2 separate regions of the Homo sapiens genome follow, and region 2 is linked to region 1. Evidence: chromatin loops called from intact Hi-C (ENCODE). Cell type or tissue: chondrocyte. All regions are shown on one strand. Each heading gives the region's core, and the rest is flanking DNA. Links, peaks and the distances in the headings are about the cores only. Region 1 holds the start of IL3 (interleukin 3). Region 2 holds the start of FNIP1 (folliculin interacting protein 1).

Region 1 (9,583 bases), core at 508-8,507:
ACAACACAAAGTCTTGACTTTTAAAGAAACAAAAAAAAATACAGGAATGTTTTGTCTCCACAGCTTTAAATTCATTGAACTTTAAAATTCCCTAGAAAAGCCCACTTACACTAAAAAAAATACAGCTTTTCTCTGTAAGGAATCACATTATTTGTGCACAAGTCCCCAAAACGTTTACATAGACAGTAACACCAAGGTACAGTTGAGTATGCAAGGAACAAACTCTGGGTCCGTGGGGCAATAGGGGACCCTACCGGAGCTAAGATTGCTGAGGTAGTTAGATCAGAGCCCCTCAAATGCACTGAATCACTGAGGATCTTATCAAAATGCGATTTTTGATTCAGAAAGTCTGGGCTGGGGCCTGAGGGTTGACACCGCTAACAAGCTCCCGGGCAGGGCTGACCTGCAGGTCTGGGACCACAGGAAGGGTAGCAAGACTGGAAATCTGTCTCCTCACAAGACTGAGCTGCTAGTGGAGGTTACCATGTCTGTTTTATTCACAGCAAGTGCTTTGTAGACGTCTGTTGAATGAATTGTGCCTACGGAGTACGCAAGCTGGTGCTAAGGCTCCCCTCTGTGTGTTGAGTTGTGCCTGTCAGACTCCACTCCGGGTCCAGAACCTAGGGCTCTTCCTGGTCCAGGGCCCAGCCTGGGGCTGAGCCAGGAGGGCATATCAGCTACAGAAATCATCCTCACAGCATGGCCTTGAGTCACAGCCTCTTCACCTGCCTCCCCACAGCCACATCCTGGTCCTTGTCTTCACCTGATCTGCTTATGCTCAGAAGCCCAAAGCACCCAAATTCCGCTGCCTCAGCATAACCTCCTATCCCGCATCCCCCACACTGATCACAACACACCGCACCATGACCCAGACCCTGGCCTTTCCTTACTGCTCTCCTCTCCCTCCCACCCGGGGCCAGTCATCTTGAAGAAGTCTTCCACATGCCCCTGTCACACTCATCCCTTTACCAAAAGCCCCTACCCCATGGGGTGGGTCAGGCAGGCCCCAAGACAGGCCCGTATCAGGAGGACCCCTCTTCTCTCAGGGGCTGCCCTCTGGGATAACCACCCCCGCCCTTCTGGGTTTCCTGCTTCCTATCTGGCTGCAGTTTCTCAGGTCCCTTGTGGATTTCCCCATGGTCTGTCCCCACTCACATCCCCTCTCTGCAAACCTTGCCTACTGGGCCTGCACCTGGCAAATCCATGCTCAGCACAGACGGGGATCAAGACCTCTCAATACAACTGTCTCCTGCCAATCCCTGCCCCAGCAGCCTGAGGCCCAGTCTGAAACCAGGGAGTTGCTCTCCTTTCTCCTCCCTTGACCTCACCCCTCAGACCATGCCAATTCTGCCTCCTAAACCTCCCAGGCCAGCCCCTCCCCCAGCTCCCAGTGACAGTGTCCTCAGGTACCTGAGCTCAGCTCTCGGTGCTACCAGAGGGACTGCCAGGGGCTGCAGCCGGGCCTCCTGCAGAGGCTGAGTCCCACACGCAGGGAACAGCCATGCCACTGCTAGCAGACCAGTAAGAGAATGGCCACCTGGGGCCTGAGCGCCCTCGGCCATCCACCAGAAACAAAGTGTCAAGGAGAAGCTGCCCGAAGCCCATGGGACAAACCACTGGGGACTGGAACACCAGTAATTCTGTATTGGGAAGCGGCACCAAGAGATGTGCTTCTCAGAGCCTGAGGCTGAACGTGGATGTTTAGCAGCGTGACCGGCTACCAGACAAACTCTCATCTGTTCCAGTGGCCTCCTGGCCACCCACCAGGACCAAGCAGGGCGGGCAGCAGAGGGCCAGGGTAGTCCAGGTGATGGCAGATGAGATCCCACTGGGCAGGAGGCCTCAGTGAGCTGAGTCAGGCTTCCCCTTCCTGCCACAGGGGTCCTCTCACCTGCTGCCATGCTTCCCATCTCTCATCCTCCTTGACAAGATGAAGTGATACCGTTTAAGTAATCTTTTTTCTTGTTTCACTGATCTTGAGTACTAGAAAGTCATGGATGAATAATTACGTCTGTGGTTTTCTATGGAGGTTCCATGTCAGATAAAGATCCTTCCGACGCCTGCCCCACACCACCACCTCCCCCCGCCTTGCCCGGGGTTGTGGGCACCTTGCTGCTGCACATATAAGGCGGGAGGCTGTTGCCAACTCTTCAGAGCCCCACGAAGGACCAGAACAAGACAGAGTGCCTCCTGCCGATCCAAACATGAGCCGCCTGCCCGTCCTGCTCCTGCTCCAACTCCTGGTCCGCCCCGGACTCCAAGCTCCCATGACCCAGACAACGCCCTTGAAGACAAGCTGGGTTAACTGCTCTAACATGATCGATGAAATTATAACACACTTAAAGCAGCCACCTTTGCCTTTGCTGGTGAGTAGCTTGGATAAGACTGGCCTGCAGCAGTGAGGGGTGGTGGCTGCCTAAGGCCAAAAGGCCTCATGGGCCTTTCTCTCCCTTCACCCCCACAGGACTTCAACAACCTCAATGGGGAAGACCAAGACATTCTGATGGTAAGAGCTCAGCCCGTGGATCCCGATCCACTTCCTGCCTGGGTGACTTCAGCCATGTCATTCCATCTTACCTAGCCTTGCTTTCTTCATCTGTAAAATAGGGTTAATAGCACCTATCTCAGTGGGATTGTTATGACAATCAAATGGCACAATGTGCATGTTCTGGCCCAGCATCTGGCACTTAAGAGTTCAATACATGGCCACAGCCATGGCTATAATAATGAAAATGACTTTTAAATTAGAAAATGAAAAGGCAGTTCTAGGTGAGGAATACCAAGGGCCTTAAGGTCAGTGTTTGGTAGGGCAGACTCTGGACTGACAGACAGAAATTTCCCCCTCAGATGTGCCAGCTTCTTTTTCCCTTAAAAAATTGAGTTTGTGTTTTCCACCCTCATTGGCTGTGGCATTATCATTTACAGTTATTTTTCATGGTTCCAGTTGGTTGCAGTTGTTCTGTCTCACCTTTGCATGACATTTCTTGGGTCAAACAAGAAGTGGAAGCCTTTGCTGAGTTCCTGGGCCATCTGTGTTTGGGGCACTCACAGCTCACATGCTGCACCCATTTCCATGCTGGGGTCTCTGTGATTTTCTTCTTGATTTCTAGGAGACTTTAATTCAGTCAGGGCATGAACACTGTTATCAGCCTCTGAGCTACAAATACTTCCCTTGGAAAACCCCCTGTCTTTTGTAGAGCTTCTTTTTGGAGATATTTTTTCCCCCAAGTGCAGAAAGATCCACCTAGGTACCCCCTCCCCACCCATTTTTTTTTTTTTTTTTGAGACAAGAGTCTCACTCTGTTGCCCAGGCTGGAGTGCAGTGGCACGATCTCAGCTCACTGCTACCTCTGCCTCCTGAGTTCAAGCAATTCTCCTGTCTCAGCCTCCCAAGTAGCTAGGATTACAGGCATGCACCACCACTCCCATTTTTGTATTTTTAGTAGAGACGGGGTTTCACCATATTGGTCAGGCTGGTCTTGAACTCGACCTCAGGTTATCTGCCTGCCTCGGCCTCCCAAAGTGCTGGGATTACAGGCTTGAGCCACTGCGCCCAGCCCACCTAGGCCCTTTATGTAGCTCAAATGGAGCCAGAGACTGGGGGCTTGAGGAAACCAGGTCCTGCCTGCCACTCACTTCTAGGCCTGTGCCCTTGGGCAGGGACCCACCTGAGGCAAGAACGGGACTAGGAGGGAACCCGAGGATGTCCCCAACAGTGGGCTTGGGAAACTGTGGGGGTGACTTCCACCTGCTTGTGGGAGGGATACTCTGTAACCTTTCCCCCTTAAGTGTATTCTCTGCCCCGTTAGGAAAATAACCTTCGAAGGCCAAACCTGGAGGCATTCAACAGGGCTGTCAAGAGTTTACAGAACGCATCAGCAATTGAGAGCATTCTTAAAGTATGTGAAGCTGTTGAGGGTTTGGGATCCCTGTGTTGGCCCTGCCCTGCCTCTGGGGAGGAGAGCAGGGCCCACTCCCTTTCCAAGGGAATCTCTGACCATCTGCTTTGGTCTCTTTCCACAGAATCTCCTGCCATGTCTGCCCCTGGCCACGGCCGCACCCACGGTAAGCTGTCCCCCAAGATGCCCGTCATGGCTTGCTCCTCAGCTGGTCATCACCATTACAGCCTGGACTCACCTAATGCCACCTTCTTGGTTTCTTTATAGCGACATCCAATCCATATCAAGGACGGTGACTGGAATGAATTCCGGAGGAAACTGACGTTCTATCTGAAAACCCTTGAGAATGCGCAGGCTCAACAGACGACTTTGAGCCTCGCGATCTTTTGAGTCCAACGTCCAGCTCGTTCTCTGGGCCTTCTCACCACAGAGCCTCGGGACATCAAAAACAGCAGAACTTCTGAAACCTCTGGGTCATCTCTCACACATTCCAGGACCAGAAGCATTTCACCTTTTCCTGCGGCATCAGATGAATTGTTAATTATCTAATTTCTGAAATGTGCAGCTCCCATTTGGCCTTGTGCGGTTGTGTTCTCATTTTTATCCCATTGAGACTATTTATTTATGTATGTATGTATTTATTTATTTATTGCCTGGAGTGTGAACTGTATTTATTTTAGCAGAGGAGCCATGTCCTGCTGCTTCTGCAAAAAACTCAGAGTGGGGTGGGGAGCATGTTCATTTGTACCTCGAGTTTTAAACTGGTTCCTAGGGATGTGTGAGAATAAACTAGACTCTGAACAACTGCTTTGTTACCAGTGTCTCAATTTGACTTGGGACTTAGTGACCATTTTAAGGGAGACTGGTGTGCCACAAATCCTGGGTGGCTTGATCCTGCCACGTGGATGCTGTCTGGGTGAGCTTGTTCTCACACTGCCCTCCTGCCACCCCCATTTCCAGAAAGGTGATGATAACCCTAGCAATCTTGAAAATCCACAGAACTGCTACCAGGTACCAGGAGCCGTTCTGAGCATTTTACCTATGCTATCTAACTTATTCCTCACCCCAACCAAGAGTATGTTTTCTCCGTTTCATGGGAAACTGAAGTTCGGCCTGGTTGAGCAACTGCCTAAGCTGATAGTGGCCCAGCTGGGGCTTGAATTCAGGTCCCTGTGGTCTGGAGCATGCTAATCCTGTGGCATGTCTCCCCCTAGTGGTCCTTCCAGAAACTGCAGCCGCCGCCCCTGCTCCTCCCAGGGCCAACATCAGGGATCAACATCCCCTGACCCCCTCAAGGCAGCAGGTTCTGCTGACACAAGCCACCCAATTCTTCATTCCATTCCTTTAAAACCCTCCAAGCCTGGAGTCTCCACCCCTGCCTAAGCCCCCAGCCTCTCCTGCCTGATGATTTAGCAGCCACCCTGTAGGCCTCCCGGCCAGCCCTGGAACCCACACCCTGACGATCTGTGCTCTACTGGGGAGCCAGATGGAGTTTTAGAAAATGCAAATCTGACCATGTGGATCTATACTGAATCCCCCAGTCCTCGGGGTCTTCTGGACCTTGTCCATATCCTTAGGACAACGTATAAGGCTCACCTCCATCTGTTGCTTCTGTTTCCCCCATGGCTACCACCCTAATCAATGCTCCAGCCAACAGGAGTGCTGGGACTTCCTAGACAGCCTTCCATGAAGCCTCTCTTCATGCCCTGGAGCTTCTATCCACATTGTCACCTCAGTCTGGCATGCCCTTACTTGGCTTGATGAGTTCCTATTCCATGGACCAACTCAAACTCTGCCCACCTCTGGACTGTCCACACCATCCCAGGATGGGGCCCTCCTCCGAAATAGGTGGGTACACAGGGACCCACTGGAGGGACAGCCACTGTGGCACGGAGGTGGTGCAGACCAGCCTGGAGGCAGAAGGCAGGAGGCTGGGACATCCCGAGTGTGGCTTCAGTCTACCACCTGGCCCTTTAGCCCTGAGTGCCCCCCTCTAACTCCCCTGCACACCACCCTGTGGCCCTACTCAGTCTGCCAGTGGAAGGAGGGGCAGAGGGGCCTTCCTCTGTCACCACGTAAGCAGCAATAGCATCCTCTCTGATTCCTCTCAAGTCCCAGAAAAGCGTCAGAGGCTGACACCAGGTGCAGGGGTCCTGTCCCCCTTTTTCCTGTTTTCCACCTTGATCCATCCCTCCCTTGAGGTTATGAATAAGGAACAGCCCGGCTGCTTGAATGGGACTGGAGATGATGGAAGATTTATCTGCTACAGGCTCAGAACTCTATTTCCCTAAATTCTTCCCCCTAAAAAATCGTTATGTTCCCACAGAAGAACTCTCTTTTCCCCCTCCCCCCACCTCTCCCCAGCCTGGCTCACTGAGGGCATTGCCTGGGGACCAGGGGATGTCTGTTGTTGGACTTAGCCTGGGAGGAGATACAGAGGATGCTGCTGCAGTTTCTGGATTGACCACTAGGGGGAGGTGTGTGCCACTGGTCTCAGGGCACTTCAGAGGTCCTGGAGGAGCCAGGCCTGAGAGGGTAGGGTGAGAGGTCTGACTCTGGACTGGGTTTCCCAAGTCTCCTGCACACCCAGCTCCCCCCAGCCCTCACTTTCCCTCCCTCTCGCACGTGACAGCTAGTCCTGTTTTCATCCTGGGCTGAGGCAGCATTTGTGCCCCAGCCCCATGTTCCCAGATGAGTCGCTGCTTGCCACCTCCTCTTCACACCCTGGAGAGTGGGTCAGCAGCTGTCTCCTCTGCTGGTCCTGTGTTAGTGACTGATGCCTGCAAGAGGCAGGGTTAGTGGCTGGATCAGACACAGACCTGGTGCACGAGGCCAGTCGTCAGGACCTGTCGCTGGCGGAGGGTGGCACGCGGAGGTGACATGCTGGAGAGGGCAGTGGGCGGACCTTTTCAGATGCGCTGGGGGCTCCTCGCTGACCTTCTGGAATAGTATAGACTGCAGCTTAAAGCCAGACTGGGGCCAGAACCAAGTGGCAGTCAGTTCCTGGACAGGCTGGGGGAATTTCTACATGCTTTGACAGAAGGTTTATGTTCCCTCCAAATTTGTATGTTAAAATTGAATCCCCACTGTGATGGCATTAGGATGTGGAGCCTGTCCTTTGGGCCAGGTCTGTGTGTCCAGATGGCGCCAGGGGGCAGCATCGCCCCATTATAAATCCCAGAACCACCAGAGAAGGCCCAAGTTCCTGCCTTCCCACATCCCAGGTGTCTGCTCAGGGGGAAGGTGGATTACAGCTCTCAGCCAGGAATTTTATTTTTCACTTAAAAACTATTGTTGGAGCGAGACTCCATCTCAAAAAAAAAAAACAAAACTATTGTTTTTCATTGGAGGAGAAGATGGGAAAGCGTATATACTCTTTACTGAAAAACTTGGAAATGCAGAAAAATAGAACAAAGGGAAAATTGACAGAAAGGCAAGTGCCTAAGGAGGGCAGAACTCAGAAGGCACAACAAGCCTCACCCCTTGACAGGAATCCTCCCACTCCAGGAAGGGGCTCTGTTCCTCCTGCCCTGGACTCAAGCCCCCATTTGACTCAGTGGAGCAACTGCTCTGAGGACCCTCCACGGCTCCCCCAGGCTGGGGCGGGCATAGGTGAGACACTGGGCCAGGCCTTTCAGGCCTCCTGGCCTTGTGCAGTTGGCCCAGCACAGTGCGGTGGGGGTCATTACAGACAGCACAGGACCGACGGATGGGCGTGGACCTCATCGGAGGCACTGCCCATGGGTGGCACAGAAGGGGCCTGAGAGAGAAGTTCATCCAGCAGAGAAGGGTGGGAAAAGCACAGGGAAGGAAGGAGGCAGATGCCCTGGGGGAGGAGGGCATGGAGGTCGAGAAGACAAGGTAAGCGGAGGCACAGGAGAGACTAAGCAGTGGAGAGGCCAGAGTGTGGCTGGGTGCCAAGTGTCCAAGGTGAAGGCTGTGCCCTGGGTCACTGCTTTTGCCCCTGGAGCCCAGCCAGCCTGGGCCCCAGGCACCTCTGGGTCTTAGCTAGTCTCTTCTCCCCATTCCTCCCTCTCTGATCCCAGGCCAGCCCAGCCCAGACTGGCCGCTGTGGAGACGGTAAGACTGGACGACTGTGGCCTGAGGAGGGGTGGGTGGAGGGAGGCGGAAGGACAGGATGGAGCCATGGCAGACACTGTGTGTTTAACACCAACAAGAAGGAGCAAGGGCAGAGGGAGAGAGGTGCTGGAGGAAATAGGGGCTGGTCCAGCAGAGGGGAATCCCTGGGCCCAGGAAGATGGGGGACCCATGGTGGGAGAGAGGGAGAGGAGGCAGAGGTGGTGTGGACCAGGGGTGGGGGCTAGGGGCCCAACTTTCCCCCTTGAAAGCCTCAGATCAAGCTCAACGAGGTGGGTCAGCAAAGTTGCTGCTGCCCTCCTGGACTGAGAAGGGACTCAAAGAATCCCCACAATGACCCAGGCACCCAGGCTGTGATTATCCCCATTACACAGACAGAGACTGAGGCAGAAAAATGAAGGTTATTTGAGTCCAGAGCCTCTGAATCCTTAAGCAACAGTGGTTCACTAATGCCCACTGAGGCCCAGGAATTCTTTTAAGTCTGACCCTGGATGTGCCTGGGGTCTCCCCTTGACTGGATCCAAGCCTCCCGTGTTAACTTCTGCCCTACAACCTCCTGGTTCCAGGCCCACAGTGAGCAGCGCAGCCTTAGCGCCTCAGCTCCATGCTTCTCACCTGACCACTCTCATATTGCCCAGTAAATGCCTCTACACGCCCATCTGTCCTGTCCTCCTACCTGGCACCCCCTCCCCACAACCAACACACACATTGGGGGCTTAGATCCAGGGAGGTGGTCCTCTGTGCTCCTCTTTGTCTCTGTCCCCATGCCTTAAGGAACTTCTGAGAGAGACCCTGGCTCCCAGCTGTCCCCTGCCATGGCTGGTTGTCAAGGCCTCCTCCAGCTCCCACTCAGGCTCCCCAAAGACCCCAAGCTCAACTCTACCTCCAGCCATGGCTCATGAGTGACCCCTTCCCTTTCCCTTCCATGAGCCCTCCCTGCCCTGTGGGGTCCATGGAATCCTTCTGGTGTGAGGCCTCCTTCCCTCCTCCTCAGACTCATGAGCCCTTGACCCAGGGTGCTCCCGGGACCTGCTTTGGCAGAGACTTGCCTGGGGCCTGCACTTGGAGACTCAGCCCTTTCCTGGAGGGAAAGTGGGCTGTGCTGGAGATCAGCGGGCAGCAAGGACAGCAGGCTGTGTGGATGATGTGTGTGCCCTGAGGGGCCAAGTCAGGGTGTCAGGGAGGGAGGACAGCTGTGGGGAGGCAACGGAGGGCAGCGGGCGCCGGAGCGAAGGCCGAGCAGCAGAGCAGGGGTCTCCTTCCCTGCCTCCCTTCGTGAGCACCAGCTGCGCACCTGCTCTGTGTCCTGATCCCATGGGCTGGGCCGAGGCCCTCCTGAGCATAAGGAATAAAAACACTGGGCAGCCGCCACTACCATTCAGAGAGCCTTGAATCAGGGAGGATGTCCCCATGCAGTGGGTCTGTGATCAACATGACTCCCCTGCTCTCCCAGGCTGATGGCCAGACTCAAGAGCTGCCCCTGGCAGCCTTGGACCACCTCCTCCCCACCAGGACAAGTGGAAAGACTGAGGAGGATGGTTCCCTGTCCTGGTGTTCCAAGCTGGCTCTTTCTGGAAAATCTGTAT
Region 2 (9,302 bases), core at 1,303-9,302, 270 kb before region 1:
AAACTGATATAACAGTAACAACTACTTCTGGTTCCTGAAAGCCATGTGCTAAGCACCACATTAAGTTCTTTACATGACTTATCTCTGAATCCTTAAAATAAACCTGTTATGAAGATATTAAATTCTATACATCATTTTGTCTCATTTTGTCTGCTGTTCATGATGATAACTGGCACTTTTTTTTTTTTTTTTTGAGACGGAGTTTCACTCTTGTTGCCCAGGGTGGAGTGCAATGGCGCGATCTCAGCTCACTGCAACCTCCGCCTCCCGGGTTCAAGCGATTCTCCTGCCTCAGCCTCCTGAGTAGCTGGGATTACAGGCGCCCGCCACCACACCCAGCTGATTCTTGCATTTTTAGTAGAGATGGGGTTTCACCACATTGGCCAGGCTGGTCTGGAACTCCTGACCTCAGGTGATCCACCTGCCTCGGCCTCCCAAAGTGCTGGGATTACAGGCATGAGCCACCGTGCCCAGCCACAATTGGCACTTTTTAAAAAGTGACATATTGAGGGTAGTTTGGAAAAAGGCAAGAGTGATCACAGAAAGACCAGTTAAAAGGCTGAGTACCTTAAGAATCCCTGATATAAAGAATCAGAATAAATGTTCATATATTTGGGATACAGGATGAGCATCTCTAGTCCAAAATTTTTTTGATCACTGACAAGACGCCACAGTGGAAAACTTCACATCTGACTTCATGTGAGGAGTCAAAATGCAGTCGACACTTTGTGCACAAAATCATTAAAAAGTACTGTATAAATTATGTGCTATTATGTGTACAAGGTATGTATGAAATAAAAATGAATTTTATGTTTAGACTTAGGTCCCACCTCTGAAAAAACACATTATGCATATGCAAGTATTCAAAAATCCAAAAAATTCCACAATCCAAAACACTTCTAGAACCAGGCATTTCAGGTAAAGGATACTCAACCTGTATAACAAAAATCCAGACATTATTTAACAAAACATTAATTATGCCCTACAAACATTTCACTTCAAAACAACCTTCTTTGCCAAATTAGTTTTCAGGAATTTTATTTAAAACAATCTTTTTTTTTGAGACAGGATTTCACTCTGTTGCCCAGGCTAGACTAGTGCAGTGGCGCAATCATGGCTCATCACTGCAGCCTTAACCTCCCAGGCTAAGCAACCTCCCACCTCAGCATCCTGAGTAGCTAGGACTACAGGTGCATGCTGCCACACATGGCTAATTTTTTATATTTTTTGTAGAGACAGGGGTTTTGCCATGTTGCCCTGGCTGGTCTTGAACTCCTGGGCTCAAGCACTCCTCCCGCCATGGGCCTCCCAAAGTGCTGGGATTACAAGTATAAGCCACCAAACCCAGCCCAAAATAATCACTTTTATATGTACTATAGTTATTGGGCTTATACTTTTTACTTCCACTGGAAGAAAATGGAGAGAACATAAAGCAATATTTTCTACTAGAAACAGCCTTTTCTCCCAAATTCTTGAAATGGAGAAAACAAATTACTGTCTCAATTCTATAAATGACTGAAAAAATACACTCCCCATAATATTTTTCAAACTCATCTCCAGCTCAAGAATCTTAGATAAGCACATAGAAATCGATATGGTAAGAGACCTTAGAGTGAAGACAAGGGAAGGGGGTATTTCCTGGCCATCTCTTCCAATGGGGTAACCATAAAAGACAATACAGAAAGGTTCCTAAAGCTTCTTTATCGGAAGTCTCTCCTATTCTAAAGTCCTGCTGTGGCTTACAATTACTGAGCTTTGTATATTGGTTACTCTAGGAACTGCCTCTTAGGGACTGAGCTACAGTTAGTTGCCAATGGCTAACTACACCCAAGCCTGATTTAACAATTTAGGCTGACTAGAACAAAACAAAACACCCAAAAAAGGATTCCAGCAATGAAAGCATGGTATACTAGAATGAAAACAAAATGTTAGTCTACTCAAAAACCTGGGTTATATAAAAAGATGCTGAATATGATCTTCGGGAAATGCAAATTAAAACCACAAGATACCACTAGAATGGCTATAATCAAAAGAATAAAAAAACGATTAAGACAGTAAATTTTGGCCAGGCATGGTGGCTCATGCCTGTAATTACAGCACTTTGGGAGGCCAAGGTGGGAGGATACTTAGGAGCCTACTCAGGAGGCTGAGGTGAGAGGATTACTAGAGCCCAGGAGGTCAAGGCTGCAATGAGCCTTGATTGTATCATGGCACTCTAGCCTGAGCAACAAGTGAGACTCCATCTAAAAAAAAAAAAAAAAAAAAAAAAAGTAAATTTCATATTTTTTTTACAATAAAAATTTTTAATTAAAAAAGAACAAAAATAACAATATCAATATTGAAGAGATTGTGAAGAACCTGTAACCTTCATGCATTGCTACTGAGAATACAAAATGGTACAACTATTTTGGAAAAGTCTGACAATTTTTTTTTAAAGTTAAACACAACATTTAGCACATGACTCTGCAACCCCACTCCTAGATTTCTATCCAAGAGAAAAGAAAATATATGTCCACATAAAGATTTATACACAAACATTAACAGCAGCATTATTCATAATAGCCCAAATCTGGGGAAAAAATATGTCCTCCAACTAGTGGCTGAATAAACAAATCATGGTATAGCCATACAATGGAATACCATTCAGTGATAAAATTGAAGGAACTGGCTGGGTGTGGTGGCTCATCCCTGTAAGCCCAGAACTTTGGGAGGCCAAGGTGAGAGGATCCCTTGAGCCCAGGAGGTTGACAGTGTATTAAGCGTGGTCACGCCACTGTACTACAGCCTGTTGACAGAGTGAGAAAAAAAGGAACTAATAAATGCAACAAACAAGACAGACACAAGACTATGACAGAAAGTATCAGTGACTGCCACGGGTGAGGAGGAGTTAGGCTACAACAGAGCATGAGGGAACTTTTTGGGTGATGGAAGTGTTCTAAAACTTCATGGGGGTGGTGGGTACACAACTGTATACGATGTATGCTTAAAATGTATTTATACTTTATTGTGTATAAATTATAGCTCAATGAAATAGTTTTTAAAAAACCCTGGGTTGATTAGATCTGTAAGTTATTAGCTATGTGACATTAACCAGAATGGTTTTTTTTCCTTCAGATATGCCTATTCTGTTTCATCAGTTTTCATTTCTCACATGCACAAGTTTTATTTTTAAAGTGAGAGATTCCATAATGTACTGCAGTTATTGGGCTTACAGATAATTCTTACTTCCACTGGCAAAAGTATATAGTTATCTGCACTGCTACTTGCTCTATCTCGTAAGATTGCTGTGAAACATCAAATAAGATAACTGATGAGAAAGTTCTTTGGTAACTGTAAAATAGTATTACGCAACTATGTAGTAGACTTTACATTTTTGAAAACCAGACGTGAAAATGTTTTTTCATATGAGTGACTTGAGAGCCTTGTAAACCTACGTACCCAAAGTCAATCTTTGTCCAGAAATAGAAAGCAGTTGTCTATTCAAATGCCACCTTTTAAATATCCTATCGGAACCTGTTTCCTATTGTCGCTTGAGTTACTAGATGGCTCAATGTAGTATTATCTAACCTGCACTTTCATTTTTCAAAGGAAAAACACTAAAGAAATGTTTAAAGAGAGACAGATGAGCATGACACATTTATTTTTCAGGGGAAAAGACAGATACGTAGAAAAACCTCTTCAATTCCATATGCATTTACTGAATTTTTCCTGATGAGACCTGCATTAGCAAGAGAGAGTGAATAATTTTAAGAATAGCAAAATTTCTTAAACCAGTGTGGCAACTTCGCCTGTTCCAAAATTTGACAGATTCTCTTTTTTTATTTTTATTTTATTTTTTTGTTTCTACTATTGTTGTACAACTGGGCTCTTTGCTATCCTACCAAGTTTAAAACGTGTGGCATTTGACATTTAGCCTAGTTATATTTGCAAGTTTCCACACTGCAATACGTATAAAGGCTGTTTGGACATAATCTCCTCAGGTGCAGTTTAACGACTAAATTTTACCTTGAATTCAGGTTTATATCAAATCTTACAATTCTGAAAAGTTACTCTGCCAGCAACAGGTACTACAATGAAAAATTAACAAAGCCTGTAACACTACAAAATGCTCTACTAACATTTTCAATTTTTAAGACTCCTTTTCAGTAACAATTCGAGGAGGAAGAATCTACAGCCAATTCCAAGGCCAGATTTCATTCAATTTGGTCTTCCTTCGGCAGTAACCCTAAACTCAAGTTTCACATTTCTCCTTCGATAACATTAAGGTCGCTCGGTCCGGTTACTGCACACCTCCAATTTTAGCGTCCAAGAAACCTGAAAGAACGGCACGTTGCCTACTCGCTCCTCCAGCCTTCTCTCAACTCAGAAGCTTGGCCAAACGTGCCGCTCTCTCCACAACGCCAACGGAGCTGGAACGCAGCGCCCGGAGGACAACTGGTCACGGGGAGGAGGGGAGAACTTCGCGGCCCGGAGTACGGCGGCTGAGGTCCAATCCAGCCCGCGCCCAACTCTACTCGGTGCCAGGAAGGCGTGTGGACCCAAAGTCTCAGGCCGCGGTGCTAGGTCCGGAGGAGCAGAGTCGCGCGTGGCTGGGGGCAGGTCGTAAACAAACCGACGGGAGGAGGGGGAAGGGGCAACGGCGAGGCGGGTGGGGTAAAATAAAAGGTAGGACCTCGCTCCAACCCTTCGGCGCTAGCCCGCAGCCGGCTCCACCCCACCGAGGACCAGATGCTGCTCTCGGCGCGGCGCTTCCGCTCGGGTCGGAACACCGAAGGCCCCAACACCCCTGGAGCCCGGAGCCCACAAGGCCATCGGCTCCGCGACCCCCGCCCCACAGCGCCCTACCTGAACCCGCAATCTGGGTCCCGGGCGTCGCGGCCGGGCGCGCCCAGCCCGGTCCTCTTGCTGAAGAGCTTCTGGAACAGCGTAGGGGCCATGCTAGCCACGGCCAGGCAGGGGTCGCTCCGCTGGGCGCTTGCTAGGCCCCTGCTCCTACAGCCGCCCCGCCACCCCCATGGGCGCCTCAGTCATATGACAGAAATTAGTCACTTCAAACGGCCACGGCGCGCGGGGCGGGGCGCGAGGCAAGGCCGGCACTCATTGGCTGGAGGGGGGCCGCATCACGTGGCGGCGCGCGGAGCAAGGGGCAAGGTGGGGGCGTGGGGCGGAGCTGCCTCCCATAGGCTCACTGGCGGGTCCCGTCACGTGGCAGGGGCGGGGCGTGAGCCGAGAGGACAGGACTGGAAGGTGGCTAGGGATGTGTAGCGGGAGAAGGGTCAGTCTCGATCTTCCCCTGTGAAGCTGTCAGCGACCATCAGAGGGTACGCCGGGGTGGCGCGGGGACGATGCCAGGAGCCTTGGAGTGCAGAAGGCTTCGACTCCCCGCACCCACAGAGTTGCGTAGGGAACCACGGGCAACCGACTCTTCCTTGTCAGCCCCTCCCTAGCTTCTGCGGCTTCACACCTCCATTCCGCGCCGGGCAGAGTCTGGCGGCTCCTGGAGCACGGAAGGCCCACAAGCGTACCCGTGGGGCCGCGGCCAAGGCTGGACTTTGAGCCCAGGACCCCAGGACCGCCCTTAGAAGGCTGCGCCGGCCCGCGAGAGGTCTGGGATCTGGACAGCGCGGGGGCTGGCTCACAGGGACTGGTGAAGGAAACTGCCGGGACCCCTGCCACAGCCATGGCTCCCCGCAAAGACGACCTCGAGCAGGCACTGCGGGCAGTTTGTACTAGCGCCTAGAACCCTGACACCGGGAATTAGTCTCTTGGAAGAGCTAGCGATTGGAGGCTCAGGAGTTAGGCTGTTTCCTTGTTAACCAACAAAATCAGGTGAAACCAACGAAGTCAGGAAGCCTAAAGACATATATGTACAGATATCTAACCCTTTACGCTAATTATTTAGATTTTTAATAAATCTATCTTAATGTTTAGGTATGAAGACGGGAGGAACTGTGGAATTTTAGTCAAGTTACAGGGAAGAAACGCTTTCTAAAAAAAGAAAAACATTGCTCACATGTGACCTCACAGTCTTATTTAACCCATGGAACCAAAATATATCAGAGTTTGTATCAAACTAATCTTATAAATTTTCAGCAACCCCATCCATTCACTCACTCCCCCTCCAGGATGAGGAAGCTCGTACAATGGGATGTAATCCTCAGAGAAATTTAGGAAATAACTTGTATATGGTTGGAAGGCTGGATAAAAATACTTTGGGCAGGCGTGGTAGCTCACGTCTGTAATCGCAACACTGCAAGGCCGAGGCAGGCAGATCGCTTTAGCTCTGTAGTTCGAAACCAGCTTGGGCAACAGTAAGACCCTGTCTCTACAAAAAAAAAAAAAAAAAAAAAATTTTAATTAGCCAGGTGTGGCCGGGCGCTGTGGCTCACGCCTGTTATCCCAGCACTTTGGGAGGCCGAGGCGAGTGGATCACCTGAGGTCACGAGTTCAAGACCAGCCTGACCAGCATGGTGAAACCCCGTCTCCAAAAAATTAGCCGGCGTGGTGGCGGCGAATGCCTGTAATCCCAACTACCTGGGAGGCTGGGACAGGAGAATTGCTTGAACCCAGGAGGCAGAGGTTGCAGTGAGCCGAGATTGTGCCATTGCACTCCAGCCCGGGCAACAAGAGCGAGACACCGTCTCAAAAACAAACAAAAATTAGCCAGGTGTGGTCACGGCGCACACCTGTGGTCCCACTCGGGTGGCTGAGGTGGGAGGGTAGCTTGAGTGTGGGAAGTCAACGCTGCAGTGAGTGCCACTTGTACTTCAGCCTGGGCAACAGAGGGGGGCCCTATCTCAAAAAACAAATACTTTTTGAGAATTTCATTTAATTAGGTATACAAATTAAATTTTATTTTCTTTAAGTGGCTACCAACTCCCACTGATTTGCAGCTAGAGTTTATGCTCTAAATAAGGGTCTGAAGATATTTAGAAAAGAAAAAGTAATAGGCAGAATTTATATCTCTTTGAGAATTTGTCAACAACCAAAATACTGAGTTTCAATGTTCCAAGACTTTTTTAAAGCACTATTTATTGATGATTAAGATAGTAACATATTCTTTCCACAATCATTTATGTTCTAGGCAGTGGGGATCCAAAGTAAAAAAGAGCTAACTTTCTAGGTGAGGAGACAGTAAATAAGTATTTAAAGTTATTGCACTATTTATTGATGATTAAGATATTAACATATTCTTTCCACAATCATTTACGTTCTAGGCAGTGGGGATCCAAAGTACAAAAGAGCTAACTTTCTAGGTGAGGAGACAGTAAATAAGTATATAAAGTTATTTCAGATAGTAACTAATGTTGTGGAGTTAGTAAGAAATAAGCAATGAAATGAGGGTGTCAGCAAAGTCTGAGGAGGTAACATTTGAGGTGCTTAGGTTGAAAATCATTCAGTTGCTCTGTGTATTACCCAAGGTCCAGAAACTACTGGGCAATACAGGATCAAAACAGCAGTACTATTTCACCTAGACATTTCAGATAATCCTCTGGCATCAAATGCTGAAAGATTTCTAACAGGGTAAAATGAGCTGTGTATATTTTTCTCACAAAACATTTGAATGTAGAATGAAAAATGAAGTTTTTGTAAACAAAAAAATAAAGTCAATGCAATTTTTAAAAAGTAAACAGAAGTGTAGATCCTATCAGTCAATTAATGGGGCAATCATTTGGGAAGTTTTGTTTTTACACTAGTTAAGTTACACTAAATGAGTACAAGTGGAAACAGGCCAAAGTCTGTCTATACGGGACCAAAGACACTAAGGACTAATGGCTGTCCATGACTGGCACAGAAAAGAGTAGTTCCAGGTCCCCTCAGAAGGAACTTTCCAAATACAATAACCTTGTGTGCTTTCGTCTTGGGAAAAAATTACTTCATGGGTAATTATAGATATTAATAGTAAGGGAAAAGAATATAACTGCTTGCATAAGAGACACTTTCAGTATTCTCTAATCATGTAATAGCTTTATTTCTGTAGTCTCATTTAGTCTTGAAAGGTACAGAGAAAAACTAGATTTACTTCCTATTATTGATCACATTTCTCCTACATTGCAGTGTAATACTAAAGTCACAGAATCAGAGAGCGCTGAAATGATACAAGTTTGTAATAAAAGAGGACAAAACTATACATAATTATTCAGATTAAAATTTAAATATTTCAATTTTAGTATCAGTGAATATTATCTTTTATTTTTCCTTTTACTTAGTACTACATCCTATCACAGAGAAGCTGAGGTGTCTTACAGGCAGCCTTTGTAAGTTTAAGGAGTCAGCAAAGAGGAAATGTGAGAAAGAAAATAATTACCTACTCATTCATGCTACGTTATATCAATGTGGAACTACTGGGTTACAAAGATTAGACATAAGGCCTACTACACTCTCACTCAAGGGTGGAAGATTTAGTCTCCTCAAAACTCCAACAGTCTATAGATTTCTGTCCACCTGCTTCAAAGATTCCCCTCCTGATAGCATAAAAGACAGGCACTCTTTGCTATAGGCATTTCCTGGTTACTACATATAGGAAAAGGTGGCAATAAAACTAAAATCTTCCTCAACCATCATGCTAATAAGTATAGTCTCAATTATGCTGAATTATCATGAAACAAATTATAATTTCATTGATGACATCTCAGAACAAGACATTCAAAATCAAGATGATCAAGTAGACCTGCCCGAAAAACATTAAATGGGCTCAAGTTACCCCACTTTTAAAAACTCCTAAACCAACTGACCATTTATTGCTATATAATAAGGAAATGGCAGTATTCTGAAGCACCAGAAAACATAAACAGTGATTTATTCAACAAACATTTCTTGAGTCCCTCCAACATCTCAGACTCTACTGTAGGCACTGGGAATATGGTACTGAACAAGAGAGTCCTTATTCTTAGAAACTTAGTTTTTTGTGGGAAGAGACAAAATAAACAAGATGTTTGCAAGGTGTGCTAGGAGCCAGGAAAGAAAGCATGGATAGCAAGCAACTGATGGAGACCAAATTTAGATAGGGTGGTCAGGGAAGGCCTATCCAAAGATGCGTGATTTTAGCTAAGATGTAAAGAATGAAAAGGAACCAGCTATAGGAAGAAGGTGGTGAAGAACATTCTGGCAAAGAGAAGAAAAAGTACAAAGCCTCTAAGAGAGAAATGGTTTTGGCCTGTTTGAAGAGGAGAAAGGAAGCCAGAAGAACTAAAATATACTCTGAGAATGGGAGATGGTTTGAAATGGTTAGAAAGGTACAAGGGGCCAGATTATGTAGGACCTTGTAAATTATGGAAAGGAGGTTAGACTGAGTGTGATGG

What was found. Peaks named below come from ENCODE experiments on the same cell type or tissue, not always from the same donor. Only the 100,000 strongest peaks of a DNase experiment are listed, where the experiment ranks them.
Region 2: it touches region 1 in a loop (2.8-fold over the local background); 4 of 110 quality-filtered maps call a loop at or near these places.

What each region holds. Positions count from the first base shown.
Region 1 is chr5:132,058,503-132,068,085 of GRCh38, forward strand. It overlaps IL3 (interleukin 3), which reads left to right and starts at 2,153. Exons shown (of 5, transcript NM_000588.4): 1 at 2,153-2,366; 2 at 2,465-2,506; 3 at 3,810-3,899; 4 at 4,024-4,065; 5 at 4,167-4,702. The coding sequence starts at 2,205. The coding sequence ends at 4,289. LOC105379174 (a long non-coding RNA gene) reads right to left here and starts at 4,210. Exons shown (of 5, transcript XR_001742531.2): 1 at 4,138-4,210; 2 at 2,969-3,106. RefSeq lists an insulator at 5,478-6,476 and an enhancer at 6,714-7,220. In chondrocyte, for the core only: CTCF peaks have their summits at 5,122 (motif pointing left), 5,350, 6,359 (motif pointing right), 7,053 (motif pointing right) and 1 weaker place; DNase peaks (open chromatin) are centred at 1,489, 2,179, 6,749, 7,539 and 1 weaker place.
Region 2 is chr5:131,791,985-131,801,286 of GRCh38, forward strand. It overlaps FNIP1 (folliculin interacting protein 1), which reads right to left and starts at 5,033. Exons shown (of 18, transcript NM_133372.3): 1 at 4,846-5,033. The coding sequence starts at 4,937. RefSeq lists silencers at 4,647-4,926, 4,977-5,236. In chondrocyte, for the core only: a CTCF peak has its summit at 4,948; DNase peaks (open chromatin) are centred at 4,541 and 5,147.